3 separate regions of the Homo sapiens genome follow, and all the other regions are linked to region 1. A link is a loop called in an ENCODE intact Hi-C map of the cell type or tissue named here. Cell type or tissue: CD4-positive, alpha-beta T cell. All regions are shown on one strand. Each heading gives the region's core, and the rest is flanking DNA. Links, peaks and the distances in the headings are about the cores only.

Region 1 (10,645 bases), core at 3,110-8,109:
CTTACAAAAGAGAGAGAGAGAGAGAGAGAGAGAGAGAGACGAGGTCTCATTATGTTGCCCAGGCTGGTCTCAAACTCCTGGCCTCAAGCGATCCTCCTGCCCTGGCCTCCCAAAGTACTGGGATTATAGGTGTGAGCCACCGTGCCCAGCCTAGGCTGCTTTCTTAAAAGCCTCACTTAGTAGATCTTAGAGACTTTGCAAAGAAACATACTTCAGTAGTCTGTCATGTTGGAAATTGAAAGTCAACTTAAGCATCATGTCCAAAATTGCAAAAACCATCATTTGCCAAGCAATTTGTTTTTGTTTTTGTTTTTTTGAGACAGAGCTTCAGTCTTGTTGCTCAGGCTGGAGCGCAGTGGCACAATCGCGGCTCACTACAACCTCCACCTCCCAGGTGCAAGTGATTCTCGTGCCTCAGCCTCTGGAGTAGCTGGGATTACAGGATGCCAAGCAATTTGTTTTGAACAGTTGCCTTGCCTATGAAAGGCAGCCAGTAGAAGGTAACATTGTATTGTGGCAATGTAAACACAGACTATCTTCTTATAAACACATGCCCTAAAGACCATGAGCCGCTCATTCAACCTTGGGAGTCAGCAATTGCATGTGGATGTAATGACTGGAAGTTTTCAGATAGGAAAAAAACACAAGGTGTGTCTTTTCAGGGTGAACTAGGGAGATTAATGGTTACATTAATATCCAACTATTAGACATATTTACTGCTGCAGGAGAACCATCTCCTTACACCATAGCTTGGCCTCATGATAGTGGAGAAAATCACCTGCATATATAAATATGAAATGTGACTGACTATAATGGGGCTATAATGTTGAAGATTTTTAATGATCAGTCAAGGTCAATGGATTACAAGCTTTTGAAGTGTCTAAAGTTTGTCCCAGCCGACGATTATCTGGATAGAGAGGGACTTAGAGGAGTGTCTTAGTCTGCTTTGGCTGTCATAGTAAAATATCACAGACTGGGTGGCTGAAGCAACAGAAATGTATTTTCTCACAGTTCTGGAGGCTGAAAACCTAAGATCAGGATAACAGCAAGGTCAGGGTGTGGTGAGGGCTCTCTTCCTGGCTGGCAGATGGCTGCCTTCTAGCTGTGTGCCCACATGGCCTTTCCTCAGTGCACGCATGTGGAGAGACAGCAATCTCTCTCTTTTCCTCTTTCTATAAGGCTACCAGTCCTACGCCTCCACCCTTTTGGCCTCACTTAACCTTAGCATGAAACAATAGCAACCTACAGTAAGAGAGGGTGGAATCTGCAGCTCAGAGCAAGGAGGGCTGGAATATTCAAAGGAGGCTTGATTATGTATTTATTTATTTACTTACTTTAGAGGCAGAATCTCATTCTGTCACCCAGACTGGAGTCCAGTGGCATGATCATAGCTCACTGTAGCCTCAAACTCCTGGGCTCAAGCCATTCTCCCACCTTAGCCTCCTGAGTGGCTGGGACCACACGCACACGTGACCATGCCAGGCTAATTTTTTTTTTTTTTTTTTTTAGACAGAGTCTCACTCTGTCCCCCAGGCTGGAGTGCAGTGGCGTGACTTCAGCTCACTGCAACCTCTGCCTCCTAGGTTCAAGCAATTCTCCTGCCTCAGCCTCCCGAGTATCTGGGATTACATGTGCCTGCCACCACGCCCAGCTAATTTTTGTATTTTTAGTAGAGACGGGGTTTCACCATGTTGGCCAGGCTGGTCTCGAACTCCTGACCTTGTGATCCACACTCAGCCTCCCAAAGTGCTGGGATTACAGGCATGAGCCACTGTACACGGCCATTTTTTTTTATTTGTATGGATTTAGGAGGCACAAGTGCAGATTTCTTATATGCACATACTGCGTTGTGGTAAACCTGAGCTTTTAGTGTACCCATCACCCAAATAGTGAACATTGTACCCACTAGATTTTTTTTTTTTTACATTACAGGTGTGAGCCTCCACGCCTGGCCAGTAATTTTTTTTTTTTTTTAAGAGACAGGGCTGGGCACGGTTGCTCACTCCTGTAATCCCAGCACTTTGGGAGGCCGAGGCAGGCAGATCCCGAGGTCAGGAGATCGAGACCATCCTGACTAACACAGTAAAACCCCATCTCTACTAAAAAAATTAGCCAGGCGTGGTGGCAGGCGCCTGTAGTCCCAGCTACTTGAGAGGCTGAGGCAGGAGAATGGCTTGAACCCAGGAGGCGGAGCTTGCAGTGAGCTGAGATCATGCCACTGCACTCCAGCCTGGGTGACAGAGCGAGACTCCATCTCAAAAAAAAAAAAAAAAAAAGAGAGACAGAGTCTCGCTCTGTCTCCCAGGCTGAAGTGCAGTGGTGCAATCATAGCTCACTGCAACCTGGAACTCCTGGGCTCAAGTAATTCTCCTGCCTTAGCCTCTCAAGTCGCTAGGAATACAGGCATGTGCCACCACACCCAGCTAATTTTTACTTTTATTTTTGTAGAGATGAGGTCTCATTGTGTTGCCCAGGCTGGTCTGAAAACTCCTGGGCTCAAGTAATCCTCCCACCCTGGCCTCTCAAAGTGCTGGAATTACAGGTGTGAGCCACTGCACTCAGCCTACAATAAGTAATTTTTCAAACCTCATTCCCCTCCCACTCTCCCGCCTTTCAGAGTCTCCAATGTCTACTATTTCATTCTGAATGTCCATGTGTACTCATTGTTTAGTTCCCACTTATAAGTAAGAACAGGCAGTATTTGACTTTCTGTTTCTGAGTTATCTCCCTTAGGATAGTAGCCTTCCATTCCATCCATTTTGCTGCAGATAATATGATTTTATTCTTTTTTATGGCTGAGTCGTATTTCATGGTGTGTGTGTGCGTGTATGTATACACTACATTTTCTTTATTCAATCATCCATTGATAGACACTTAGGTTGATTCTGCATCTTTGCTATTGTGAATAAATAGTGCTGCAATAAACATGAGTGCAAATATCTTTAGTATATAATGATGTCTTTCCCTTTGGGTATGTATGCAGTAGGGGGATTGCCGGGTCGAATGGTAGTTCTTTGAGAAATCTTCAAAGAAGACTTTTTTTTTTTTTTTTGAGATGGAGTCTTGCTCTGTTGCCCAGGCTAGAGTGCAGTGGCACAATCTCGGCTCACTGCAACCTCTGCCTCTGGACTTAAGCAATTCTCATGTGTCAGCTTCCTGAGTTGCTGGATTACAGGCACGCACCACCACGCCGGGCTAATTTTTGTATTTTAGAGATGGGGTTTCACCATATTGGCCAGGCTGGTCTTGAACTCCTGGCCTCAAGTGATCCACCCATCTCCACCTCCCAAAGTGCTAGGATTATAGGCGTGAGCCGCCACTCCCTGCCCAAGGAAGACTTCCTAAAGTTAGGACTATCTTGGGACAATAAAGCTTAATTGTAATTTTCCTAAAGCATGAATACAGTCAAGTAAATGCCTTGTTCATTGGCTTCCCATTGCTCTTCAGAGAAATGCCCAGACTTTTTACCACTGTCTCCTGACCGTCCATTCCAGTGCTCTGCCTCATCTATTGCCAGGCTCTAATGCAATCCTACTGAGCTTCTTCCAGTCCCAAGGAGCTTGCTTTCACCTTCAGGCATGTGCCTACATTGTTTTCTCTGCCTGGAACACTTATCCAACCAATACCTCACACTTCATCCCTCCACCCTCAGTTTGGGCCTGCTAGCTGATCTTATCCTTGAGGTCTCAATTGAAAGAATGCTTCCTCCAGGAACACATAACCTTATAACCTTCCACCAGGGCTGGTTATGTGTACTTTCTTTTTTTTTTTTTTCTTTTTTTTTTCAGACAGAGTCTCACTCTGCCACCCATGCTGGAGTGCAGTGGCACCATCTCAGCTCACTGCAAGCTCCGCCTCCCAGGTTCAAGCGATTCTCCTGCCTCAGCCTCCCAAGTAGCTGGGATAACAGGCATGCGCCACCATGCCGGGCTAATTTTATATTTTTAGTAGAGACGGGGTTTCTCCATGTTGGTCAGGCTGGTCTTAAACTCCCAACCTCAGGTGATCCGCCTGCCTCGGCCTCCCAAAGTGCTGGGATTACAGGTGTGAGCCACCGCACCTGGCCACGTGTAATTTTTATGCTCACTATCCACCATGGTAGTGAGAATAGTATCATAACCTCCCACACACCCATCCCCTGGCTTCATTTGGTGATAGAAATCATCAAATATTCCATCAGTGAGCTGAGATGGTGCCACTGCACTCCAGCGTGGGGTCCACACTCATATCTACAAGTGACTCTCTAACCACAAACTCACTACGGCTGACATTCTTTCCCTCGAAGCGAACTCACCCAAATGCACTGACAGACAGCCCAGATGTACCACTGATATGGTCTGACCTCATTGTAGGGCTCTTCAAGAGCTGGAGAACTGACAGTGTGCTGTTCTTAAAGGGAAAGAAGGGCAAGGATCTATGGCACCTCCAGGGGGAAGCTCTGGGCCCCACCCCAGCGCAGGCTTTGAGGGCATCTCAGGAAGTTTATAACAGGCTGCAAGAAATGTTTGTGCACGTGCAGTCTATGTCCCTGTGAGGCACACTGTACCAAAAGCTGGATCTAAGTTTAGGTCGTTTCTGAGATCTTCCCCCCTTTCAAGATCCTCTAAAAATAGCTTCTCTCTTACTTAGGAAATCTGTCTTGCTATGGAACATAAATATGCTGATTTGAGTCCAACAGAAAGAAGCGTTACTGCCTGAGAGAAAAACCAGGGCTCTTAGTGAGGGACATGGGTGGGTAAGGAACTATCTGAAATTATTTTCCTTGTCCTTTAGAATGTATGCAGTGGCCCCCACCTCCCCCACCCCCAACCCTGGCAAGGTTCTACACTAAAAATGCAGTGGAGGGGGGCTTCACCGCTGAAATTTGGTGAATCTAGGAGGGAGATACGGGCAGCGTTCCAAGGCCTGCTTTGCAACACAGAATGTCAGTGAGAGAAATGCTGAAAAACAAAGAGGAAGGGTTGATATTTCCATGTTGGCAGTTGATCACATTCAGTCTTGTTCAGTGAAGCCGCTTCAGGGCTGTTGCCATGGGAACCAGACATGATTCAGTAGTTTGTTGAATGCAGCTTCCATGGGCTGAAGTTCTGAAGCTGTATCAGGGTTTCCCCCTCTTGTCAGGTGTTTTGAAGCTGCCAGAGTATTTTCTTCCAATACATGTTTTTTTTTTTTAATTTTTAATTTTTTTTTCTTTAACAATACAGATGGAGTTTCTCTATGTAGCCTAGGCTGGTCTTGAACTCCCGGGTCCAAACAATCCTCCCGCCCCAGCCTCCTAATTTTTAATGTTTATTTTGTGTAGAGACAGGATCTCACTACAGTGCCCAGGCCGGCCCAAAACTCCTCTGCTCAAGTGATGCTCCCACTTTATATGCCCAAAGTGTTGAGATTACAGGCATGAGTCCCTGTGCTTGACCCCAATACACGTGTTTTTATTTGTATTTTGTAATGTTGTCCTGTTTTAAAATATTTAATTTTACATTTTTGAGACAGGGTCTTGCTTTGTCTCCCAGGCTGGAGTGCAGTAGCATGAACATAGCTCACTGCAGCCTCCACCTCCTGGGCTTAAGTGATCCTCCCACCTCAGCCTCCCAAGTAACTGGGACCACAGGTGTGCGCCACCACCCCTGGATAATTTTTTTAATAATTTTTTTTTGAGACAGAATCTTGCTTTGTTGCCCAGGCTGGAGTGCAGTGGCACATCTCTGCTCACTGCAACCTCCACCTCCCAGGTTCAAATGATTCTTGTGCCTCAGCCTCCCGAGTAGCTGGGACTACAGGTGTGCACCTGTAATTTTTTTGTATCTTTAGTAGAGATGGGATTTCACCACATTGGCTGGGCTGGTCTCGAACTCCTGGCCTCAAGTGATCCACCTGCCTTGGCTTCCCAAAGGGCTAGGATTATAGTTGTGAGCTTAAATAATATTTGCAGAGACAAGATCTCACTATGTTGCCTAGGCTGGTCTCAAACTCCTGAGCTCAAGCAGACCTCCTGCCTCAGCCTCCCAAAGTGCTGGGTTTACAGGTGTGACCCACCATGCCAGGCCACAAGTGTTTTTAATTTCACTATCTATGAACACACAAAACAGCTGAAATAAAATGGCTAAATGCATGAGCCTAATATTTGTAGGATTTTAATTATTTTGTCAGGAATGAACTAATTTGGCACATTTCCCAGAAGGAGCCTGTGCTTGTAAATTGCATGTGGTTGCATGCTGAATTCTGCATCCCAATGTAAAAGACGGAGATCACCAAGGTCAGCCCTGATTTGCAGCCTTTGCTCTTTCCTGTCCGTGCTGGTTCAGGAAAACATTCATCATCGCGGTGACTTCCTTGTAACCTTTCCAAGTTCTTCACGTTCCTCATTTGTTCAGACTGGACAGTTCTCTGGTGAGAGTCTGGCCAGACATCTTGTCTCTTTAACCACCCAATGAGGTGTATCACCACCGGTTTCCTCCTTGCCTTCAGCCCTCTTAGTTGCTCACAAGACACACGTGGATAGGCAGCTGATACTTAAAAACTCTGATCTGGGATTCTTTCCAGAAATGCCTACAGCGGTCAGTGTGTAGAAATCAGCATACATTGAACAGGAAGCGATGAGGTGGGGGCTGTAGCAGTGGCCTCTGAAAGGACTGAGTTGAGATCCAGGATTGGCCTCTCAGTGACTTGTTTCCTTTTCCATGACTGCTTCCAGATTCCTGGGATGTGCTGCCCAGATTCCTCCTCGGGCTGGAAGGATTTCTTCTCTCAGCTGCTGGAAGTGTTGTAAGCTGATGGCTGATTGCCTCTCCAGGAACTACCCTCTTCTAAAAAAGGGGCCACCCACCCCACTCCAGGCTTTGCTTCCTTCCTGGGCATCCCACAGACCATACCTGGTTTGTGGAGGGGATGGGAGAAAGGCCTGGCCCCCTCACTCCCGCCCACCTTGCTCCAATGCAGGCACGTCTGAAGGGTCACCTGGCTGGCTGCAGCCCTTACTCTGCCTCGCAGCCCAGCTTCTCCCTGTGCCCTCTCTTGCTATCTGGCCTTCCCTTCCACAGGTGCAGGTCTTAAGGACACCCCCTAATAAACCTGCACATGAATGCTCTTCTCAGAATCAGCTCCTGGGATACAAATCTGCAACAACTCTGAACTTCCCAAAGGAAGTTCCTCCCCTATTTATGGAGTGCAATTTTGGAGTGATTTATTCCATACTCAGCCTCAGGTTTAAGGCATTAGGAAAAGCCAGCCTCTCCTCCTTCCCTGGGCCACAGTTATTTCTGAATCAGGGCAGTGAGACAATGAGAAGCCGGCTGAAGCCTTTCAAAAAAGTAGCTTTCCGGTAGGGCGCGGTGGCTCACGCCTGTAATCCCAGCACTTTGGGAGGTCAAGGTGGGCGGATCACGAGCTCAGGAGATCGAGACCATCCTGGCTAACACGGTGAAACCCCGTCTCTACTAAAAATACAAAAAAATTAGCCGGGAGTAGTGGCGGGCGCCTGTAGTCCCAGCTACTCAGGAGGCTGAGGCAGGAGAATGGCGTGAACCCGGGAGGCGGAGCTTGCGGTGAGCCGAGATCGCGCCACTGCACTCCAGCCTGGGGGACAGAGCGAGACTGTTTCAAAAAACAAACAAACAAAAAAGTAGCTTTCCTAATTTTCCAAAAGATCCACCAGAAGAGAAGTTTCTACATCATTGGATGTGAATGAGGAACGTGCATGGAGCCTTTGATGAGGAAAGACGCTTGCTGAGATCACAGCTGACCTGGGAAGGAGAAGGCGAGAAATAATCACAAGATTTGACCTACTGGCTCACACTACACCTGCCCAGCCACATCGGAAGACAGCCTTCCCCTGGATTTCCCAATTTGTGAGCCAATATGTTTACTCTTAGGCTAGTTGACTTCAAGTTCCCCATCTGTAAAATGGCATTAATGATACTGCAGCCTACCTTATGGGGATGTTTTAGAGAATAAACCATCAATGCATTCAGCACATAGAAAGTGCTCCACAAATGTTACTGATTTTTTTTTTTTTAAGACAGGGTCTTGCTCTGTTGTCCAGAATGAAGTGCAGAGTGTTGTCCGGGCTGGAGTGCAGTGGCGAGATCATAGCTCACTGCAGCCTCAACCTCCCAGGCTCAAGTGATCCTCCTGCCTCAGCCTCCTGAATGAGTAGCTAGGACTATAGGTGTGTGCCACTAAGCCTGGCTAATTTTTTGTAGAAATGAGGTTTCACTATTTTGCCCAGGCTGGTCTTGAACTCCTGGGCTCAAGCAAACCTCTGGCCTCAGCCTCCCAAAGTGTTGGGATTACAGGCATGAGCCACTGCACCTGGCCTGTTCCTGATTCTTATGGTTTTCAAAACCCATGGCTGATTTACATGATGAAAGAGAGTGTGTTTTCTTTAAGCATGGGTTCCTTGAAGGTACAAAGGTCTTTCTTTGACAATTGATACTTTCCTTCAGCCTGTACTTTGAAGTTTGATCCAGAGCTGAGGTTTTCAAACAATTTTAAAGCAATGACCTTTTATTATTTATTACTATTATTATTATTTTGAGACGGGTCTTGCTCTGTCACCCAGGCTGGAGTGCGGTGATGCAATTATGTCTCACTGCAGCCTCAGACTCCTAGCCTCAAGTAATTCTCCCACCTCGCCTCCTGAGTAGCTGGGACTCCTGGCACGTGCCCCCATGCCCATGCCTGGCTAATTTTTAAAATTCTTGTAGAGACAGCATCTTGCTATGTTGCCCAGTCTGATCTCAAACTCCTAGCCTCAAGCAATCCTCCTGCCTCGGCCTCCCGAAGTGAGCAGTGCCATTTTAAAAAATTGAAATCCTGGCCAGGCGCAGTGGCTCATGCCTGTAATCCCAGCACTTTGGGAGGCTGAGGTGGGTGGATCACAAGGTCAAGAGATCAAGACCATCCTGGCAGCATGCTGAAACCCCGTCTCTACTAAAAATACAAAAATTAGCCAGGCATGGTGGTGTGCACCTGTAGTCCCAGCTACTCAGGAGGCTGAGGCAGGAGAATCACGTGAACCCAGAAGGCAGAGGTTGCCGTGAGCCAAGATCGCACCACTGCACTCCAGCCGGGCAATAGAGTGAGATTCTGTCTCAAAAAAAAAAAAAAATTTGAAATCCTGTGTAGAAACTGTAGCTATGATATACATAATAATAATTTTTAAAAACGTATAAAGCACTTACCAGGTACCATGCTTAGCATTTTACTTACAGATTCTGTGTGTACACTTGCGTTATATATGAGTCACTGAAACCTCCCAACAACCCCATGAGGTAAGCACTATTATTATCTCTATTGTAGTTCTTAGGGAGCCTCTCCCTCTGCACTCACAAGAGTTCAGAGGATCTCATGTGGAATTTGATGACTATGACTCTCTATTTACTCTGAATAATGGATACCTTGAATCAGCTTTGGGTCACAAGACTTTTGTTAAAAAGCAGGAAATAGAATATATGTAGGACAAATAGCCCGAAGTAATAACTACACACACACACACACACACACACACAATATTCATTTTGGAGCTTTAGCTGGGTCTTTGTGTAGCTGACAGCAGTTGTTGAGAGGCACAGCAGCTCAGTCACAGACCTCTTTCATATTCCAAACAGGCTTGAGAAGACACAACTGGAAAGGGGAAAGGGGAAGGCAAATTAAGAAAAGGAATTAATATTGCCTTATACAGAAATGTGAAGGCCAGGCACAGTGGCTCACGCCTGTAATCCCAGCACTTTGGGAGGCTGAGGCGGGCAGATCACGAGGTCAGGAGATTGAGACCATCCTGGCTAACACGGTGAAACCCCATCTCTACTAAAAAATACAAAAAAAATTAGCCAGGCGTGGTGGCGGGCACCTGTAGTCCCAGCTACTTGGGAGGCTGAGGCAGGAGAATGGCGTGAACCCAGGAGGCAGAGCTTGCAGTGAGCCAGGATCACGCCACTGCACTCCAGCCTCGTGACAGAGCGAGACACCGTCTCAAAAAAAAAAAGAAATGTGAAATTGTATATTCATAGGGGAACAGAAACTGTGCAAATTATAGGGGGTGTTTGGAAAACATTTTACTTCCTCCATTTGCACTTAGACCGCACTGAGAATTTATGTTTGTCTTTAGGAGACTATGTGTGTGTGTTTGTGTGTATATGATCCTTCGGTTCCCTGGTGGGCAACTAAGAAATTAAGAGTCGTGCCTGAGCACAGTGGCTCACACCTGTAATCCCAGCACTTTGGGAGGCTGAGGCAAGTGGATCACCTGAGGTCAGGAGTTCGAGACCAGCCTGGCCAACATGGCGAAGCCCTGTCTCTACCAAAAATATAAAAAATTAGCCAGGCATGGTGGCACAAGCCTGTAATCCCAGTTACTAGGGGAGGCTGAGGCAGGAGAATTGCTTGAACTGGGGAGGCAGAGGTTGCAGTGAGCCGAGATTGTGCCACTGCACTCCAGCCTGGGCAACAAAGCTAGACTCTGTCTCAAAAAAAGAAATTAAGAGTTGTATCTGCAACTACACTGGTAGGAAGATTTGGAGTTAGGGCATCCACATCCACACTGGACTCTTTGATGAGATTAGGAATGCCAAGACTTCGAGAACTGTCCTGACCCCCTTGCCCCAAGGCATTACTCCAGACCTAGTAAATCAGTTTCAGGACCATG
Region 2 (10,645 bases), core at 1,020-6,019, 49 kb before region 1:
TGATCACATTACTGGGGTGTTCTATTTTAAGGCTAACCTTAAATGACTTGAATTCTTTTGCAAAAGCAGAGTTGAACAATTGGTTTCCTTCCAGCAGGCCTTCTGATTTATCTGTTCCATCAATGGAGTGGACTGTCAAAAGGATGACCACAGCGTATGGTGGGAAAGTGGACAAGACCCCTCCGTTTTCAGGACAGGCAGCTATGTCCCAGCTTGTGCACAGCAAATCCTTGTGCCCCCAAAATCTGCACCTAGAGTAGTTTAACTTTTTATTATTTTTATTATTATTATTATTATTATTATTATTATTATTATTATTATTAGAGATGGGGGGTCTCACTATACTGCCCAGGCAGGTCTCGAACTCTTGGCGTAAAGCAATCCTCCCACCTTGGCCTCTCAAAGTGCTAAGATTACAGGTGCAAGCCACCATGCCTGGCCCATGGTGTAGTTCTTTTGTTTTGTTTTGTTTTGTTTTTGTTTTTTGTTTTGTTTTGTTTTTGGAGACAGAGTCTCACTTTGTAGCCCAAGCTGGAGTACAGTGGAGCAATCTCAGTTCACTGCAGCCTCAATCTCCTGGGCTCGGATGATCCTCCCACCTCAGCCTCCCAAGTAGCTGGAAGTATAGGTATTGGCCACCATATCCAGATAATTTTTTTTATTTTTTATTTTTGTAGAGATGGGTTTTCACTATGTAACCCAGTCTGGTCTCAAAGTCCTGGGCTCAAGCAATCTGCACACCTCAGCCTCCCAAAGTGCTAGGATTACAGGTATGAGCCACTGCCATGGTGTAGTTTCAAATGGCTGCACATTTTCAATTTACTGAGCGGAGGCCAGGCAAAATATTATCTGACTTGGAGTAACTGTCATCAAGAAAGGAGTGAGCTACTCTTGCAGCTCAGCCACATGAGGGATGAAGTCTCCAACTCCCAATCCCCCTTGAGCTTCTCTCAACAGCCTTAGGATATCTGGCTTCACAATCTCTTTGTCCCTTCATCTTTTCTCCACTGTTCTCTAAGCACTCTATGGATTGGATGCCATCCACTTGCACACGGCCTTCTAACATCCATGCCACCTCTGTTTTTCTAGGCACACGTGTTAGCACTTAGGCGTAGGAATCCCCGTGAAACTGCAGTCTGAAAAGAGGGGGTAAAGAGATTTGCTCAGCAACATTTCCTGTGCTGTTCCCTTTTCCCACATAAGTACTTCAACATGTTTCTAGTGGGGAAAATATTTAGTCCCAAACTCTTTGGTCAAGGTAAAATCTATTTTTTTTTAGAACAATAGTTCAAAGTCTGGGTGCGGTGGCTCACGCCTGTAATCCCAGCACTTCGGGAGGCTGAGGAGGGCAGATCACCTGAGGTCAGGAGTTCGAGACCAGCCTGGCCAACATGGTGAAACCCTATCTCTACTAAAAATACAAAAATTACCTGGGCACGGTGACTCACGCCTGTAGTCCCAGCTACTCAGGAGGCTGAGGCACGAGAATAGCTTGAATCCAGGAGATGGAGGTTGCAGTGAGCCGAGATCACGCCACTGCACCCCAGTCTGGAAACAGAGTGAGACTCGGTCTCAAAAACAAAACAAAACAAAATCAGTAAATTGATTCAGGTGGGCACAGCGGCTCATGCCTATAATCCCAGCACTTTGGGAGGCTGAGGCAGGAGAATCACTTGAGCCCAGGAGCTGGAGACCAGCCTGGGCAACACAGTGAGACTCCATCTTTACAAAGCATAATAATAATAAATTAGCCAGGTGTGGTGGTGCACGCTTGTAGTCCTAACTACTTGGGAGGCTGAGATGGGATAATCACTTGAGCCCAAGAGTTCAAGGATGCAGTGAGCTATGATCATGCCACTATACTCCAACCTGGGTGGCAGAGAGAGACCCTGTCTTTAAAAATAGATTTAAAAAAATTAATTGATTCAAACATATTTTGAGTAAAATGTGCCCAAATCATGATTTTGCAATAAATGCTATGCAGCCAACCACACGATATTGGTAATATAATATAATATTTGCTATTATATAATACCATATGTAATAGATAACATAAAGTTATTGTGGTAGATTCAGAGCCCATGGATTATAAACCAACAATAAAAGAGCCAGGACTGAGAGATGACAAGATGCCAAGGAGTAAAAAGTCAATAACGTTTCAATTTCCTAAACCTTCACATTTTTTAGGCTTCCTGGGATGGTGCAGCTGTAGAGTTAGATTAACCCACGAATAATGTACCAGCATGGACCATTCTTCCAGCTTTCCAGTAGGGATGCAGCCAACAACTGTAACATCACCTGTGTCACTGATAAGGTAACTGATAGAGATTAGGTAGAACACCTACGGTTTTATCCCGTAAGTAAAGGATTCAAACCAAGTGGCATCCAATACTCAGAGGGATGTGCCAGGTATACCTTCTGTGAATTGATAGCCTTGCAATATTCTAAATGTGACCCTTCTTTTTCTCATATTCTAATGCTAATGCAACTCTTTGTTTTTCAGGGTTTTTTTCTCCAAAGACTAAAGTGTCTGAACACAAAATAAACACATAAACCTCACAAGGTAAAGAATTTTACTGGGTATGGTGGCTCATGCCTGTAATCGCAGCACTTTTGGAGGCTGAGGCAGGAGGATTGCTTGACACCAGGAGTTCAAGACCAGTCTGGTGGCAACATAAAGAGAAACCCATCTCTACAAAAAGAAAACAAAAATAACTGGGTCCAGGAATTCAAGGCTGCAGTGAGCTATGATTAGGTCACTGCACTCCAGCCTGGGTGACAGAGTGAGACTGTCTCTTAAAAAACAAACCAAGGTGGTGGCTCACACCTGTAATCCCAGCACTTTGGGAGGCCAAGGCAGGAAGATCGCTTGAGCCCAGGAGTTCAAGACCAGACTGGCCAACATGGTGAACCCCTGTCTCTCCAAAAAATATAGAAAAACAAACAAAACAAACAAACCAAAAAAAACCAACTTAGCCATGTGTGGTTCCACATACCTATGGTCCCAGGGAGGCTGAGGTGGGAGGAGTACTTAAGCCTGGAAGGTTGAGGCTGCAGTGAACCATGTTCACACCACTGCACTCCAGCCTTGGTGGAAAGAGTTAGACTCTGTCTCAAAAAAAAAAAAAAAAAAAGCTTCACAGAACTCTTACGGGTAGAAAGACTAGCCAAATCAGCCTTGCCTCTCCTGTGAGTTTTTGTCCTAGTGAAATCAGAAATCAGATTTAAAATTATGACAATATCGGTCAGGTGCGGTGGCTCACGCCTGTTATCCCAGCACTTTGGGAGGTGGAGGCTGGTGGATCACCTGAGGTCAGGAGTTCGAGACCAGCCTGGCCAACATGGAGAAACACCATCTCAACTAAAAATACAAAAAATTAGCCGGGCGTGGTGGAGGGCACTTGTAATCCCAACAACTTGGGAGGCTGAGGCAGGAGAATCGCTTGAACCTGGGAGGTGGAGGTTGCAGTGAGCCAAGATCATGCCATTGCACTCTAGCCTGGGCAACAAGAGCAAAACTCCGTCTCAAAAAAAAAATAATAAAATAAAATAAAATTATGACAATATCAACCCTAGAGTGTAAAAAAGAGTAACAAACAAACAAAATGGGAGCAGAGACAGACCACCTATTTCTTTTCCTTCTTCTTCGGTAGTGCAGGCAGTTTGTGGGCTAAAAGCCATATTCTAGGAAAGCTACTTCTAGTAGAGCCACATTCCAGGAAAGTTGCCTGGGTCCTGGGTCTGTGTCCTGATGTGTACTACCGTAAGCACATTACGTATTGATAAAGGACATGCATGCGCATACTTTTTAAGCCAGTTTTCTGTTACTATGTCCTGCCGCAGAATTTGAACGCAGAAAAATAGTGGAAATCCAGCCACTCCCATCTGACCCATGAGTCTGTGTGTGCTGCCCAAGGATGCCCAGGGCGCTCCCACACTCGGCCGCAGCCTGAGAGTTACAGCACCCCCATCCCCACCAGATCAGGGTCTACACTCTTCCTTCAAATCAGGAACTTGAAAATAGGCACCTTTTAGCTTTATTACACACTGGGTCCACAGTCTCCCTTAGGTACAATGAGCCGCAAAGCCAGCTAAAAGAAGTGACTGGGTTTGACAGCAGGTGAAAAAGAAAAGGGAAATTTTTTTTAAAAAAAGACAAGTGACTGGGAGCGGTTACAGAACATGAGCTCTGCGGCAGACCTGGGTTCAAAACCTTCCTCTATCACTTAGTAGCCATGGGACACTGACAACTTACTTGATTGCTTCGATATGCTAATTTGAATTCCCCTAGAAGCAGACTCTGAGGCAAGGATTCACATGTAAGTAGTTTATTTACCAGATGATCCAGAAAACATTACTAGGGGAGTAGAGAAAATGGGATCAGAAAGGGAAGGCAGACCACAGAGGAGAGGGCATATTACCAAGCAAGTCAACACCGCGGACCACGGGAGCACTCTATAATTTTGTGTTTTTGTTCGTTTGCTTGTTTGTTTAATAGAGATGGGAGCCTCACCATGTTGCCCAGGCTGGTCTCGAACTCCTGGGCTTAAGCGATCCTCCCGCCTCAGCCTTCCAAAGTGCTGGGGTTACAGGCATGAGCCACTGCTCCCAGCCTCCACTGGGGAACTCTAGAAGACTGTGTATAACACACACCTAGGAGTTTTCTCAGCAAAGGGCAGGGGAGTTGGGTCGTTATCAGCCATCGATTAACAGCTGCTTGGGGCAGAGAGGAGGACTAATTCCTTGACACTTCTCATCTGCCTCCCAGGGGCAAGTTAAGCTCTGGCAGCCACAGAAGGCCCTCAGGCAAATAGTTATAACTGTGGGCAGTTGAAAATCTGGCCAGGGAGCCCAGAAATAATAAGGGCAAGGATAACAGTGCGGTCTGCATCTGCTACACCCAGTGCATTTTCTGTCATTTCTAAACCCCCTCATAGGGCTAGCACTAGTCAATGGAAGCTGCTATCATTTCAGCCAAAATAGAGCAGAAATTTTCTTTTCTTTTTTTTTTTTTTTTTTTTTGAGACAGGGTCTGTGTCACCCAGGCTGGAGTGTAGTGGCACAATCTCAGTTCACTGCAGCCTCGACCTTCTGGGCTCAAGCAATTCTCCCACTCCAGCCTCCAGAGTAGCTGGGACACAGGTGCACTCCACTATGTCCAGCTAATTTTTATATTTTTCTGTGAGATGAGATCACACCATGTTGCCCAGGCTAGTCTTGAACCCCTGGACTCAAGCAATCTGCCCGCCTCAGCCTCCCAAAGTGTTGGGATTACAGGCGTGAGCCACTGTGCCCAGCCTAGAGCAGTGAAATTGAAAGAAGATGTGGTAAACTGAGTAATGTCCTGTTTCCCAAACAAGACCACACCCTAATCCTCAGAATCTGTGGGCATTACCTTACCAGGACAAAAGTGACTGCCGATGTGATCAAATTAAAGATTTGAGATGGGAAGATTATTCTGAATTATCCAGGTGGGTACAATGTCATCACATGGGTCCTTATAGGAGCCAAGCAGGAGGATCAGAGTCAGAAAAGGAGACGTGATGATGGAAACAGAGGTCAGAGTGATGTGGGGCTATGAACCAAGGAACACAGGTGGCCTCTAGAAGCTGCAAAAGGCAAGGAAACAGATTTTCCACTAGAGCCTCCAGTAGGAATGCAGCCCTGCTGACCCATTTGAAATATCTGACTCCAGAGCTATAAGATAAATTTGTAGTTTTTTGTTGTTTGTGTGTGTGTGTGTGTGTGTGTGTGTGTGTGTGTGAGATGGAGTCTCACTCTGTTGCCCAGGCTGGAGTACAGTGGCACGATCTCGGCTCACTGCAACCTCCGCCTCCTGGTTCAAGCAATCCTCCTGCCTCAGCCTCCCAAGAAGGTGGAACTACAGGCAGGCATCACTATGCCCAGCTAATTTTTGTATTTTTAGTAGAGACAAGGTTTCACCATGTTGGCCAGGATGGTCTTGATCTCCTGACCTTGTGATCTGCCTGCCTCAGCCTCCCAAAGTGCTGGGATTACAGGCATGAGCCACTGCACCTGGCCAAATTTGTGTTGTTTTAAGTCACTAAGCTTGTGGTAATTTGTCACAGCAGCAATAGGAAACTAATACAGAAAACTGGTCAGGAATAAGAATTGCTACCGCATAGTAATATTTCCTGTGAGCCAGCACTAAGCACTTTAAGAATTTTAGGTCAGGCACAGTCTCACATCTGTAATCCCAGCACTTTGGGAGGTTGAGGTGGGAAGAGCACTTGAGCCGAGGGGTTTGGGACCAGCCTGGGGAACATAGTGAGACCCCATTGCATTAAAAAAATACAAAAATTAGCAGGGCATGGTGGTGTGCACCTGTAATCCCAGCTACTTGGGAGGCTGAGGTGGGAGGATCCCTCGATAACAGGAGTTTGAATCTGAAATGAGTCATGATTGCACCACTATACTCCAGCCTGAGCAACAAAGCAGGACCCTCTCTTAAAAAAAAAAATTAAAAGACAAAAGCATCTTAATTGTTTTAATCCTTACACTGACTATAGGTATATTTGCTACGTGGCCTTGAACTCATCTTGCCATTTTGAATGTCCATTTATACTTCCTCTGTGCTATAGCTAAATGATAAAAAGCTTTTAATTAATTTTATTATTGCAGTTTCACTAAGCAAACAAGCAGTTCTCCTGTGGAAGAACATCTGATACCAAAAGCTTCCCTTCCTGCCAATAAAAGAGTGAAGGCTGACACAGCTGCACTTGAAGCAGGTTGAATAAAAACCGGACTCAGCCCCTTTAAGTCCGGCTGATGACAAACGGGTGCTTTTTATCTTTTGCTGTTGCTCTGGCTCAGTACAGCCATTTAATTATTCATAGGAAGGCTCTTTGGTATTTTCACTGTAGAAGTCACATCTGAGACTTAAATCTTACTTCCACCAACTCCAGTGATGAAGTTTCCAGACTAATGAAAACGTCAGTGCTGTGACATTCCCGGAACCCATTCTTTTAGCTCTGCAAGGAAAGCTAGACTTGGGCTTTCCATTGTTGGAGCATAAAGTTCCTCACTCACCAAAGCTGCCAGCAGGAAAATCCACCAGACACTTTAAGCTAGTGATTACACTGATGTAAATATAAACTTACCACGAATATAACAATGAAAGTTTTTTTATCCTTGGAAAAATCTTGGAGTGTGGAGAAAGCATCTCAATTACCTTGCAGGTCAGTGTGCAATTATATTAGGCTTTCTCCCTCTTTCTCTCCCTCTTTGTTTCCCATTTCTTTCTAAATAGCACTAGATACAAGGGGGAAAGGCAACTGGGCTATTACTTCATTTAAGAAAGAAAGGATGGTTACTTTTTTTTTTAATTGTTGTTAGGATTCTGTTTTTTTTTTTTTTTTTTTTTTTTGGTAGAGACAGGAGTCTCGTTGTGTTACCCCGGCTGATCTCAAACTCCTGACCTCAAGTGATCCTCCCACCTGGGCCTCCCAAAGTACTGGGATTACAGGTGTGTGCCACTGCACCCAGCCTTTTTTAAAAAAATAATTTTAATCACGGCTATAATCCTAGCACTTTGGGACGATGAGGCAGGTGGATCACCTGAGGTCGGGAGTTCGAGACCAGCCTGACCAACATGGAGAAACCCCATCTCTACTAAAAATACAAAATTAGCCAGGCATGATGGCACATGCCTGTAATCCCAGCTACTCAGGAGGCTGAGGCAGGAGAATCACTTAAACCTGGGAGGCGGAGGTTGTGGTGAGCCAAAATCACACCATTCCACTCCAGCCTGGGCAACCAGAGCAAAACTCCATCTCAAAAAAAATAAATAAATAAAATAAAATAGAGACAGGGTCTTGCAATGTTGCCCAGGCTGGTCTCAAACTCCTACCTCGGTCTCCCAAAGTGATGGGATTACAGGTGTGAGCCCCTGCCCTCAGCCAATGGTGACTGATTAACCAGAAAGGCATTCACTCAAGACTTTCAGATAGAGATCATCAACACTGTAAAGAGGGAATGAAAAGTTTGATTTTTTTTTTTTTAATTGATCATTCTTGGGTGTTTCTCGCAGAGGGGGATTTGGCAGGGTCACAGGACAATAGTGGAGGGAAGGTCAGCAGATAAACAAGTGAACAAAGGTCTCTGGTTTTCCTAGGCAGAGGACCCTGCGGCCTTCCGCAGTGTTTGTGTCCCTGGGTATTTGAGATTAGGGAGTGGTTATGACTCTTAACGAGCATGCTGCCTTCAAGCATCTGTTTAACAAAGCACATCTTGCACCACCCTTAATCCATTTAACCCTGAGTGGACACAGCACATGTTTCAGAGAGCACGGGGTTGGGGGTAAGGTCACAGATCAACAGGATCCCAAGGCAGAAGAATTTTTCTTAGTACAGAACAAAATGAAAAGTCTCCCATGTCTACTTCTTTCTACACAGACACAGCAACCATCCGATTTCTCAATCTTTTCCCCACCTTTCCCCCTTTTCTATTCCACAAAACCGCCATTGTCATCATGGCCCGTTCTCAATGAGCTGTTGGGTACACCTCCCAGACGGGGTGGCGGCCGGGCAGAGGGGCTCCTCACTTCCCAGTAGGGGCGGCCGGGCAGAGGCGCCCCTCACCTCCCGTACGGGGCGGCTGGCCGGGCCTGGGGCTGACCCCCCACCTCCCTCCCGGACGGGGCGGCTGCCGGGCGGAGGGGCTCCTCACTTCTCAGACGGGGCGGCCAGGCAGAGACGGTCCTCACCTCCCAGACGGGGTCGCGGCCGGGCAGAGGTGCTCCTCACATCCCAGATGGGGCGGCGGGGCAGAGGCGCTCCCCACATCTCAGACAATGGGCGGCTGGGCAGAGACGCTCCTCACTTCCTAGATGGGATGGCGGCCGGGAAGAGGCGCTCCTCACTTCCCAGACTGGGCAGCCAGGCAGAGGGGCTCCTCACATCCCAGATGATGGGCGGCCAGGCAGAGACGCTCCTCACTTCCCAGACGGGGTGGCGGCCGGGCAGAGGCTGCAATCTCGGCACTTTGGGAGGCCAAGGCAGGCGGCTGGGAGGTGCAGGTTGTAGCGAGCCGAGATCACGCCACTGCACTCCAGCCTGGGCACCATTGAGCACTGAGTGAACGAGACTCCGTCTGCAATCCCGGCACCTCGGGAGGCCGAGGCTGGCGGATCACTCGCGGTTAGGAGCTGGAGACCAGCCCGGCCAACACAGCGAAACCCCGTCCCCACCAAAAAAATACGAAAACCAGTCAGGCGTAGCGGCGCGCGCCTGCAATCGCAGGCACTCGGCAGGCTGAGGCGGGAGAATCAGGCAGGGAGGTTGCAGTGAGCCGAGATGGCAGCAGTACAGTCCAGCCTCGGCTGGGCATCAGAGGGAGACCGTGGAAAGAGAGGGAGAGGGAGACCGGAGGGAGAGGGAGGGGGAGGGGGAGGGGGGGGAGAACTTAAAGTTATCTTAAATATTATAATCGAAAAGTTTGATTTTTATCCTCCTTGGGTCTTGTAGAAGATTCAGGCTCTTGATGTTTCTGAACTGTTGCATCAGCTACCTGTTCATTTATGTCTTCCTTTTTAGGCTGTAAATTCCTCAGGGCAAGTCCTCAGCCTTATTTATCTTTGTTTTTCCAAATTCCAGAAAATTCTGAATGCACGGAAGATATTTGTGCTTATTGAACGGCATGACAGGGTGACTGTATACATTAATACATGAGTAAATAAAGTTCATAGGTTTTCACTGTTGAATGATTCCAGGTATAACTGCATGTTCAGCACAGAGCCTGCTAGTGATCACTTGTTGAATACAAATAAAGGTAGCCGGGTGCATCGAGACCAGCCTGGCCAACATGGTGAAACCCCATCTCTACTAAAATACAAAAAATTAGCCGGGCGTGGTGATGCACACTTGTAGTCCCAGGTGCTGGGAGGCTGAGGCACGAGAATCGCTTGAACCTGGGAGGCAGAGATTGCAGTGAGCCGAGATTGTGCCACTGCACTCCAGCCTGGGCAACAGAGTGAGATTCTGCCAAAAAAAAAAAAAAGGAATATAAATAAAGGTAAAGCTGTAAACTGGCAACAGCCTACCTGAGCCTTCTTTAGGACTCTCACATAGCCAGCCCTGTTTTTGGTGACTTCGTCCCTCACATGCTTAGTCATTATCATGCAATTTGACAAGTGTTCTTGTGCTCCTACAGAGATGCTGAAGAATCATAATGATACACCTTTGTGCAGCTCCCAACCTGCACAAAATAGCTGCACTCTAACAACCAAACGGCATTGCATTTGTGTCCACTTCATGGCATTCCTGCCTTCACAGTAAAATCACATTCAGTACAGGTAAAATACTCTCTAAAATACTCTTTTTTTTTTTCTCAAGATGGAGTCTTGCTTTGTCACCCAGGCTGGAGTGCAGTGGCATGATCTTGGCTCACTGCAACCTCCGCCTACCGGGTTCAAGCAATTCTCCTGCCTCAGCCTCCTGAGTAGCTGGGATTACAGGCACACACCACCACACCTGGCTAATTTTTGTATTTTTAGTAGATACAGGGTTTCACCATGTTGGCCAGGCTGGTCTCGAACACCTGACATCGTGATCCGCCTGCCTTGGCCTCCCGAAGTACTGAGATTACAGATGTGAGCCACCGTGCCCAGCCTAAAATACTCTTACAG
Region 3 (10,645 bases), core at 5,498-10,497, 56 kb before region 1:
GATTCTATCTTAAGTAGAGATCAGAACTTTAGAAATATTTATGTAGTTAGTTAGTTTTTGAGACAGAGTCTCACTCTGCCACCCAGGCTGGAGTGCAGTAGTGCCAACTCAGCTCACTGTAGCCTCTGCCTCCCAGCCTCAAGCCATCCTCCCACTTCAGCCTCCCAAGTAGCTGGGACTATAGGTGCGCAGCCCCACTATGCCCAGATAATTTTTTTGTATTTTTGGTAAAGACGGGGTTTCTCCATGTTACCCAGGCTGGTCTTGAACTCCTGAGCTCAATCAATCCTCCTGCTTTGGCCTCCCAAAGTGTTGGGATTACAGGCATGAGCCACTCCGCCTGGTCAGAACTTTAGAAATATTAACTCATTTAGTCCTTGCAACAATCATTAGGAGTAGATACTATTATTACATCCTGATTTTAAAGACAAGGAAACTCAGGCACAGGTAGATTAGGTGACTTGTCCAAGGTCACAGTGAGTGGGAAAATTGGGATTTGAACCATGAACTCTGGCTTCAGAGTCCATGCTCTTAGCAATTAACACCATGTCACTATCGAGAATTAGCTGGCGCACTGGCTCACATCTTGGGAATGTGATTGCAGCACCTTGGGAAAGCCAAGAAGAAAGGATCACTTGACCCCATGAGTTGTTTTTGTCTTTTTGTTTTTTGGGTTGTTTTTTGTTTTTTCGTTTTTGTTTTTGTTTTTGACAGTCTCGCTCTGTTGCCCAGGCTGGAGTGCAGTGGCGCATTCTCAGCTCACTGTAACTTCCTCCTCCTGGGTTCAAGTGATTCTCCTGCCTCAGCCTCCCTAGTTAGGAGTTGGGATTACATGCGTGCACTACCACACCTAATTTTTTGTATTTTTAGTAGAGATGGGGTTTCACCATTTTGGCCAGGCTGGTCTTGAACTCCTGACCTCAGGTGATCTGCCTGCCTTGGCCTCCCAAAAAACTGGGATTACAGGCGTGAGCCACCCTGTTCAGCCAACCTTATAAGTTTGAAAGTAGCCTGGACAACATAGTGAGCTCCCCTGCCGCTGAACCCCCAACTCTGTCTCTACAAAAAAAAGAAAAAAAATTGTTTTAGTTAGCCAGCACCTCTAGTCCCAGCTACTTGGGAGGCTGAGGTGTGAGGATCACCTGAGCCCAGGAGGTTGAGGCTACAGTGAGCAGTGATTGTGCCACTGTACTACAGACTGGGCGACAGAGCAAGACCCTTTCTCAAAAAAAGTTGTTTTTGTTTGTTTGTTTGTTTTTAGACAGAGTCTCGCTCTGTCACCAGGCTAGAGTGCAATGGCATGATCTTGGCTCCCTGCAACCTCCGCCTCCCGGGTTCAAGCGATTCTCCTGCCTAAGCCTCCCAAGTAGCTGGGACTACAGGTGTGTGCCACCAGCCCAGCTAATTTTTGTATTTTTAGTAGAGATGGGGTTTCACCATGTTGGCCAGGATGGTCTCCATCTCTTAACCTCACGATCCGCCTTCCTCGACCTCCCAAAGTGCTGGGATTACAGGTGTAAGCCACCACGCCTGGCCTAAAAAGGTTTTTTTTTAAGTTTATATTTCTCTTTCTTAAAAATATCACTCCAAAACAAAAATTCTAACAGGCCAAATTGATGGTGCATTTTGTCCTTGTCCTAGGCTCACCTATCTGCTAATTGCTAGTTAGAAGCAATGATTTATAGCCTTTTGTACTTAATTTTGACCTACAGAACATTAGGACGTATTGTTTTGGAGAGCCCCTTCTTGGAAAGGATATGTTCACTGTTGGCATGCAGACCCTGCTGGATCTAGTTTGCACAACATTTTCCAGTGAAACAGTCGGTTTTCAGAAGCTGCCAAGCTTCTGAGATAAAACCTGGGATAATGCTCATACCAGAAATATGTAAAGGGCGGATAATCTTCTCAAGAACTGCAAACTGGTAAGCTGGATGGGCTTAACTGGTCACTTAAATGCATTCTACCATTCCATGATATCTCTATTTATAACTTTATATACCACCGTCTTTGGTGGTTATGCACTTATTGCTAACGCCAAGTGGGAAGTCTAAGATAATTATAGGGTAGATTCAGTTCATTTATATTGTCAACATTAGGTGGCTTGTCTGTGGCACTTCTCTTGAACATCTCCACCATTGCTTTACCACCACCCTCACCACACAATGAGTTAGTTTGGGAGGAAGCCCACAATATATTGCAGCTTCTTCCATCCAGAAATAGAGTCAAATTTTTTTGGTGTTTTGAATCTAGGCTTGGCTAAGTAACTTGCTTTGTCCAACAGGACATTAGCAAATGAGATGCAAACAGAGGCTTGAAAAACACTTGTGCATTGAGGCTTAGCCTCTTGTTGCTGGAAGCTCTTCTGCCATCACGTGAACAAGCCCAGGCTACCCTGCTGGATGATGAGTGGCAAGTGACTAAGTCATTCTGTCACCCCAGCTGATATCAAACCAAGTGCCAGACAAAACAAAGAATTACCTGGCTCAAAATGTCAATAGTGCTGAGTTTGAGAAGCCCAGAATGAACGACTAAATGAATGAATGAATCTGACGTGAAATTGACTGTGTTGTCCACTGAGTCATACCTTGCCCTAGCCTTGCTGCTTTATCTATTGGTTGCTTCTGGTTTCCAGCAGATACTGCTAGTTCTACAGTGGGATGACAGCCAGAACCGGATGCCCATGACTCATCTTCACTGGCCACTTCCTTCAGGGGTCCCCAGTGTCCTCCTCCCACACCAGCCTCAGACTGTTGTCCTGAATTGGATGTGCAGACGATATGGTGTATTGGGTATCTTGCAATTGCCCCTTCAGATCCAATCTCGACCTTTCTCCATTCTGTTCTGCATCCTGGAAGGCTGACCTTTGTGAATGACTTCAGTGGGCTACTTCCCTCTGCCTTCCCTTTGGATTCAGCCAAGGAGGGTACCGACGGGAGGTAAATAAGGCTGGAGAATTGATGTTCCTGGATTCCTCCCTGTAGATTGCTGTGTAGGTTGGCTTCATCCTCCTGCTGATGGCCTGAGCTTCTAGCAGAAGGTTGCTTCTAGCGTAAGGTTCCTGGTCTCTTTAACTATAACTACTACTGCCCCTTGTCCCTTCAGACCTAGGGATATAAAGGGCTTCCCCCTCTTGGTAGCCTCCTTTCACTGAACCATTCATTTTGGTTTCCCTTGCCTGACCCTCACCTTTGTAAACAGTCTATGAAATTCTCCTAATTACCCTATTTGCATGTGACATCAGTTTCCTGCTGGGAAAAACACTGCAACTCACAAGACTGCCATCTGCTTTACTTCAAGAAAGACCTGCAATCTGTGAAGACCTGTAATCTGTAAATACCTGCTGCCTTGTCTCATCCATTGTATTTGCTCATCTTAGATACCAAGAGCAACTTGGAGCAAGCTGAGTGCACCACAGTCTTTTGGACGATGGGTAGTCTATGGTGTTAGTCCATTCTGAGGTGGACCATATAGTCCATGTCCCTTCCCTCCCATGCCACCCACTACCATATCTCACCAGTCTGAGCCCCAGGATTAAACAAGCACTCTTCCCAAGTGCTTCATGCTACCTAGGCAGTAAGCCCCAGGATCCATTGCCTGCTGAGTTGTGACATGTTGGACTTGAATGACCCATCCTTTCCTGACCTTCTGCCCAGCTCTGAATTCTGGGCACCTGCCCACTGGCACAAAATCTGCTGCAGCTTTGCCAAATGTGGCTATGTGCCTGGCTCCTGCTCTCTTAGCCTCTCTTTGCAGTATATATTTGATGTAATGTTATTACAGTCACTTTCAAATGTGTGCTCATATAGATTCCAGACATCATCAGATGCTTTCTCTGTCCTTTTGGTAAGATGTTCAGAGCATTCAAAGAAAAACAAAAAGGAGATCTAAATTCAGTATCTTTATGTCAATTTTTTTTTTTTTGAGACAGATTTTCGCTCTTGCTGCCCAGGCTGGAGTGCCAGGTGTGATGGCTCATGCCTGTAATCCCAGCACTTTGGGAGGCCAAGGTGGGGGATCACTTGAGCCCAGGAGTTCCAGAACAGCCTGGGCAACATGGCAAAACCCTGTCTCTACAAAAATTAGCTGGGCATGGTGGTGTGTGCGTATAGTCGCAGCTTCTCTGGGGAGAGGGGTGCTGAGGTGGGAGGTTAGCTTGAGTCCAGGAGGTTGAGGCTGCAGTGAGCTGAGATCTTGCCCTGCACTCCAGCCTGGGAGATAGAGTGAGATATATCCTATTTGGATTACTTATATCTTTTTTCTTTCATATGTGAGAAGATGAAAAACACAATTTTCAATGTTTGCCTTTATTACCAACTTTGTATTCTCTGTAAGTAGGCTACTTAATATATGGTCAGTATACACACAACACAGATGAACCTCACTAGCATGGTGAGTGGAAAAAGATAGGCACAAAATGATACACTGGCGGGGCACGGTGGCTCACGCCCGCACTCCTAGCATTTTGGGAGGCCGAGGTGGTCAGATTGCCTGAGCTCAGAGGTTCGAGACCAGTCTGGGCAATATTGTGAAACCCCATTCCTACTAAAAATACAAAAAATTATCCAGACATAGTGGTGCATGCCTGTAGTCCCAGCTACTTAGGAGGCTGAGGCACAAGAACCCGGGAGGCAGAGTTTGTAGTGACCAGAGATCTTGCCACTGAACTCCAGCCTGGACAACAGAACAAGACTCTGTCTCAAAAAATAAAAATAAAAAAAAAGAATAAGAAAACTAAAATGTTAGGCCAGGTGCGGTGGTTCACGCCTGTAATCTCAGCACTTTGCGGGGCCAAGGTGGGTGGATCACGAGGTCAGGAGATCAAGACCACCCTGGCTAACATGGTGAAACCCCGTCTCTACTAAAAATACAAAAAATTAGCTGGGCGTGGTGGCGGGCACCTGTAATCCCAGCTACTCAGGAGGCTGAGCCAGGAGAATGGCGTGAACCTGGGAGGCGGAGCTTGCAGTGAGTCGAGATCGCGCCACTGCACTCCAGCCTGGGTGACAGAGCGAGACTCCGTCTCAAAAAAAAAAAAAAAAAAAAAAAAAGTCAGAACAGATATGGTTGTAATTCTCTAAATCTAACTTTTCAATCACAATTTGTTAGAATGTGTTTCAAAGTTTCAAATTCTGCCTCGTTTCTTCAAGAGTAGATGGATGTTCCACTCATCTATGAGGACCTTCTAGGTTTGGTGGGAGACGGGAGCCCTGCTTTTGCCCCGATGTGCCCGGTGGATATGGTCTTCTTTCCTCTAGACTGGGCTCTTGGTACTTGCCACTGGGTCTGTCTTCCTGTTTCCTGCCTCATTCCCTGTTCAGGGCAGACCAATTTCCAGAGTCTCTTCAATTCCAGTCTCTCCCACGCTGCTGTATGAGCTGGCGTTTGACAGGAACCAATATATAACAATTTCAACCACAGTACTAGGAATATGGGACAACCTGCAGGACTGAATACCTTCTTAGTCTGCTTAGGCTGCTATAACAACATATAATAATCTGGGTAGCTTATAAACTACAGATATTTATTTTTCAAAGCTCCAGAGGCTGTGAAGTCCAAGATCAAGGTGCTGGCAGATTCAGTGTCTGGTGAGGCCCTGATTCATAGATGGCACCTTATAGCTGTGTCCTCACATGGTGGAACAGATGTGCTAACTCTCTGAGATCTCTTTTATAAGAGATCCAGGCTAGGCGCGGTGGCTCACGCCTGTAATCTCAGCACTTTGGGAGACTGAGGCAGGCAGATTTGCTTGAGCTCAGGAGCTTGAGACCAGCCTGGGCAACATGGCAAAACCCTGTCTCGACAAAAAATACAAAAATTAGCTGGGTGTGGTGTGTGTACCTGTAGACCCAGCTACTCAAGAGGCTGAAGCAGGAGGATTGCTTGAGCCCAGGAGGCGGAAGTTGCAGTGAGCTGAGATCACGCCAGTGTGCTCCAGCCTGCTGGGTGGCAGTGTGAGACCCTGTCTGAAAATAAAAATAAAAATAAAAGATCTAATCCTATTCATGAGGGTTCTACTCTCATGATCTACTCACCTCCCAAATGCTCTACTTCCTAATAGCATCATATTGGTGATTCAATTTCAACACGGAAACTGGGAGAGCAGGGAGCAACACAAACATTCAGACCATAGCAGCTCTTGTAGGAATAACTTTAGATTCAAATGACTGGTGATTTGAAACATTTGTCCCATTCTCCCAAAAAAAAAAGACCCTTAGACAAGGACTTGGGTACAGGTCATTTATTTGGAAGGAGATCCCAGGAAGCCCAGTGAGAGGGAAGGGAGGAGACTCACAAAAGGGTAGATTAATAAATAAGTCCCCACTTAGGACAGCCCTAGCTCAATGGGGCCCCTCTGAGAGAATGGGTAGAAGAAGCCTCAGAAACATCACACCAAAAGACTGGAAAGCTGTGGTATTTACATGCAGTTATAAACTGAATGTCTATGTATCCCCCAACTAAATGTATATATTAGGAACCTAAACCCCAGTGAGGATGTATTAATATTTAGAGATTAGACCTTTTGTAATTACAGTTGGCCCTTGAACAACACTGGTTTGAATTACTTGGGTCCCGTTATATGTGGAATGTTTCCAATAAAAATTAACACCATGTGTGCCTCTCCTGCTTCCCCTTCTACCTCCTTCACCTCCGCAACCCCTGAGACAGCAAGACCAATCCCTCCTCTTCCTCCTCCACCTCCTCAGCCTACTCAACACTCAGACAAGAATGAAGACCTTTATGATGATCTGCTTCCACTTAATGAATAGTAAATATACTTTCTCTTCTTTATGGTTTTCTTTATCTAGCTTACTTTATTGTAAGAATACAGTATATAATACATATAACACACACCAACTGTTTATGTTATCTGTAAGGCCATCTATAAGGCTTCTGGTCAACAAACAATGGTCTATTAGTAGTTAGTTTTATTTTTCCATGTCCTAATTCCTTGAGGTAGTTAAGTTTTTGAGGAATCAAAAGTTATATGTGAGTTTTCAACTGTGTGAGGGGTTGATGTCCCTAGCCCCTGTGTTGTTCAAGGGTCAAGCATAAGGTTATCTGAGATCATAAGGGTGGGGCCCTGATCTGATAGGATTAGTGCCCTTATGAGAAAAGACACTGGACAGCTTGCTCTCTCTTCCCATGTGCATGCACTAAGGCCTTCTCACTAAGACCTCCTCACATGGCCTTTCCTGCAAGCCAGGAAGAAAGCCTTCATCAGAAACCAGATCAGCCAGAATCTTGATCTTGGACTTCTAGAATCAAGAACTGTGAGCAAATAAAATTGTGTTGTTTAAGCCACATAGTGTTTAGTATTTTGTTATGGCAGCCTGAGTAGACTAAGACATGCGTCATCTTTCATTATCACTGGTTGAAGATTTCCCTTGAGGGTGCTGCAGGTGGCTTGAGGTGGGGAGCCTTGTCAGCACATACAGAACCTTCCTCCCTGGCTGCAGGTGAACTGGGAGTGGAGCCAATGGCACATGGAAAGGCCACACTGAGTGTGCTGTCCCATTGTTTCTAATCTTCGACTTACAGATGCTGCCACATTGACTATTCTATCCATGTGCTTGTTTTGCACACGTTGCGCTATAAATTAGGGATAAAGTTGCTCCATCAAACGGTATGGATGCCCAAATTGTTCTCCTAAAGAGATTATGTCCATTTACATTCCACCAACAATATCTGTTTTTCCACGCCCTTTCTGATACAGTTTATCAGTCATTTTGATCTTGCCAGCCTCTTAGGTAGAACAGTGTGTCATTGTGGTTTTCACAGGTAAATGTCTTCTAACTCAGTGTAACAGAGTGTGAGGCAAAGGAGGGGGAAGAAAGCTTCCCTGCTTCTTTGGCAACCTCAGCTCATACATGAATTCTTCACTGAGGACACGGATACACCAGCAACCTCAAAGGTTATAGTGTCTTTGTCCTGGTTAGGGCAGGAAGCAACTCCCCTTCAGTATATTGTCTGACTTCCCTGGTAACCATGGTAACAATGTCAGTGTCAACAAAGTCAGCAGAAGTAGCTTCACAAGCATCAAAGAACTTAGAACAGACTAAAGCCCAGGAAACTACAGTGGGAGTGGGGGCAGGGGTGGTGTAAGGGTACATACTGCATGGTAGTAGCTATGTTTGTGAGCTCACCTAAGTTACTCCTGTTCATTTCCAGAAGAGGTAGATTCAGAGACAGAGAAAAGCCACATGTGCTGTTATAGAGTTCCTGTAATTTTATCTCCGAATTCGTTCTACAGCTATTTTACTAAGCTTCATCATAGACATATATTGCTGTACAAGGGAGAAGGACTCTAATATTCAAGCAGTTGAAAAACATTATTTGCTGTCAACTCCACTATTCCTATAGATGAACTAGAAATGGGATGACTGTGTAGAGCACTCAAGGTCAAAAGGAAGGTTGCAGGGAATTTATGGGAAAATCTGGGAAACACAGATCTAAGGACATGTAGGCAAAGGGCTGTAAATGGATAGGACTGTATAGTGAGAGTTCTGGCCAGGCACAGTGGCTCACACCTGTAATCTCAGTACCTTGGGAGGCTGAGGTGGGAGGATCTCTTGCGGCCAAAGAACTCGAGACCAGCCTGGGCAATATAGTAAGACCCATCTATACAAAAAATAAAAAAGTTAGCTGGGCATGTGGTATGTGCCTGTAGTTCCAGCTACTCAGGAGCTGAGGTGGGAAGATGACTTGAGGCTGGGAAGTTGAGGCTGCAGGGAGCCATAATCACATCACTGCACTCCAACCTCGGGGCAGAGCAAGACCCTGCCTCAAAAAAAAAAAAAAAAAAAAAAAAAAAAAAAAAAAAAGAAAAAGAAAAAGAAAAAAAGAAAGAAAAAGAAATTTCCCGGGTAAAAGTTTAAATGCCTATTCTTTCATTTTTAAAAAACATTTTACTTTTTCTTTTGAGTCTCACTCTGTCACCCAGACTGGAGTGCAGTGGCCTGATCGTGTCTCACTGCAACCTCTGCCTCCTAGGTTCAAATGATTCTTGTGCCTCAGCCTCCCAAGTGGCTGGTATTACAGGTGTGTGCCACCACTCCCGGCTAATTTTGTTGTTGTTGTTGTCATTTCTTGTAGAGATGAGGTTTTGCTATATTGTCCAGGCTGGTGTCAAATTACTGGACTCAAGTGATCCATTCACCTTGGCCTCCCAAAGTGCTGGGATTACAGGCATGAGCCACTGCACCCAGCTGATTGTGTGGTTTAAAAACATAAATTATTTTATCAGACAATAATTCTGAGGGAGACTCCATTCTAGAGGCTGGAAAGTCCAAGATCAAGGTTCTGCTAGGGTTTCTAATGAGGCTGCAAATAGCCACCTTCTCTCTGCATGGCAGAGAGAGAGAAAGTGAGCTTTCTGGTGTCTCTGCTTTAAGTGCATGAATCCTATCAGAACAGGTACCCACCCTTATAACTGAAGTTAATCTTAATTACCTCCTTATATAGGACCTGTCTCCAAACACAGTCATATTGTGGGTTAGGGCTTCAACATATGAATATAGGGGTGCACAATTCAGTCCATAGCAGATGGAATAAACATATTTGATACAACTGAAAGGATAATTCATAAAGTAGAAGATAGGTCAGAAGAAACTATCCAGGATATAGCGCGGAAAGACAAAAAGACATAAAGCACACAAGACTTGAGAGGAGATCTAGAGGATAATGGAAGAAGGTCTAGTATATATTTAACCCGAGTCTTAGAAGAAGAAAAGACAAAGAATGAGGCAGAAGCAACATTTGAAAAAATATATACCTAAGAATTCTTGGAACTAATGAAGGACATCAACCCACAGATTCATGAAGCCTAACAAATCCCAAAGAGTATAAATTTTTTTAAATTAACGCCTAGATATGTTATGAAGACACTTCAGAAACCAAAGAGAACAATTTTAAAGTATTCACAGGAAAAAGAGATTCCTTTCAAAAGACTTATTTACAGGAGCTAGAAGAGAATGGAATTATATCTTCAGTTGGCTGAAAGAAAATAACTGCCAATGTAGAATCCTACTGACGACAAAAGTATCCTTCCAGAACAAAGGCAATTACAAGTACAAGTTGGGGGTAAAAGGCAACATAAAAACATTTTAGACAAACTGAACAAGAAGACTTCAACCACCAGCAAACATGCATTAAAGGAAAATCTAACAGGCATTATTTCGGGAGAATGAAAATGATCCAAAATGAAAATCAGAGGTGCAAGAAGGAATAAAGAGCAAATAATTGCTATATATGTGAGTAATTTTAAATAAGCATTCAGTATACAAAACAAAAATAGGCGGGGTGCAGTGGCTCATGCCTGTAATCCCAGAACTTTCGGATGCCAAGGCAGAAGGATCACTTGAGGTCAGGAGTTCAAGACCAGATTGGCCAACATGGTGAAACTCCGTCTTTACTAAAAATACAAAAATTAGCTGGGCATGGTGGCACGTACCTATAATTCCAGCTATCTGGGAGTCTGAGGCACAAGAATTGCTGGAACCCGGGAGGCAGAGGTTGCAATGAGCCCAGAACGCACTGTTGCACTCCAGCCTGGGCAAGAGAGTGAAACTCCATCTCAAACAAACAAAAACAAAATAATAATGTCACATGGAATCTTAACAGAATTAAAATATAAAGGGAGACAATT

What was found. Hi-C counts contacts between places; a loop is a spot of excess contacts. Peaks named below come from ENCODE experiments on the same cell type or tissue, not always from the same donor. Only the 100,000 strongest peaks of a DNase experiment are listed, where the experiment ranks them.
Region 2: it touches region 1 in a loop (2.0-fold over the local background); 12 of 110 quality-filtered maps call a loop at or near these places.
Region 3: it touches region 1 in a loop (2.8-fold over the local background); 10 of 110 quality-filtered maps call a loop at or near these places.

Annotation. Positions count from the first base shown.
Region 1 is chr20:5,653,465-5,664,109 of GRCh38, reverse strand. It overlaps LOC124904864 (a long non-coding RNA gene), which reads left to right and starts at 6,542. Exons shown (of 2, transcript XR_007067511.1): 1 at 6,542-6,765; 2 at 7,646-7,980. RefSeq lists enhancers at 6,565-7,065, 7,066-7,566. In CD4-positive, alpha-beta T cell, for the core only: no CTCF peak of the experiment used is centred there; DNase peaks (open chromatin) are centred at 3,139, 5,049 and 6,409.
Region 2 is chr20:5,700,098-5,710,742 of GRCh38, reverse strand. LOC105372514 (a long non-coding RNA gene) reads left to right here and starts at 2,192. Exons shown (of 3, transcript XR_937224.1): 1 at 2,192-2,314; 2 at 2,504-2,563; 3 at 6,643-7,111. RefSeq lists a silencer at 8,106-8,400. In CD4-positive, alpha-beta T cell, for the core only: no CTCF peak of the experiment used is centred there; no DNase peak of the experiment used is centred there.
Region 3 is chr20:5,712,086-5,722,730 of GRCh38, reverse strand. No RefSeq gene overlaps it. Among named protein-coding and RNA genes, the nearest start is that of SHLD1, 33 kb to the left of the region's middle. RefSeq lists a silencer at 7,854-8,148. In CD4-positive, alpha-beta T cell, for the core only: no CTCF peak of the experiment used is centred there; DNase peaks (open chromatin) are centred at 7,960 and 8,550; H3K27ac peaks cover 2,977 bases.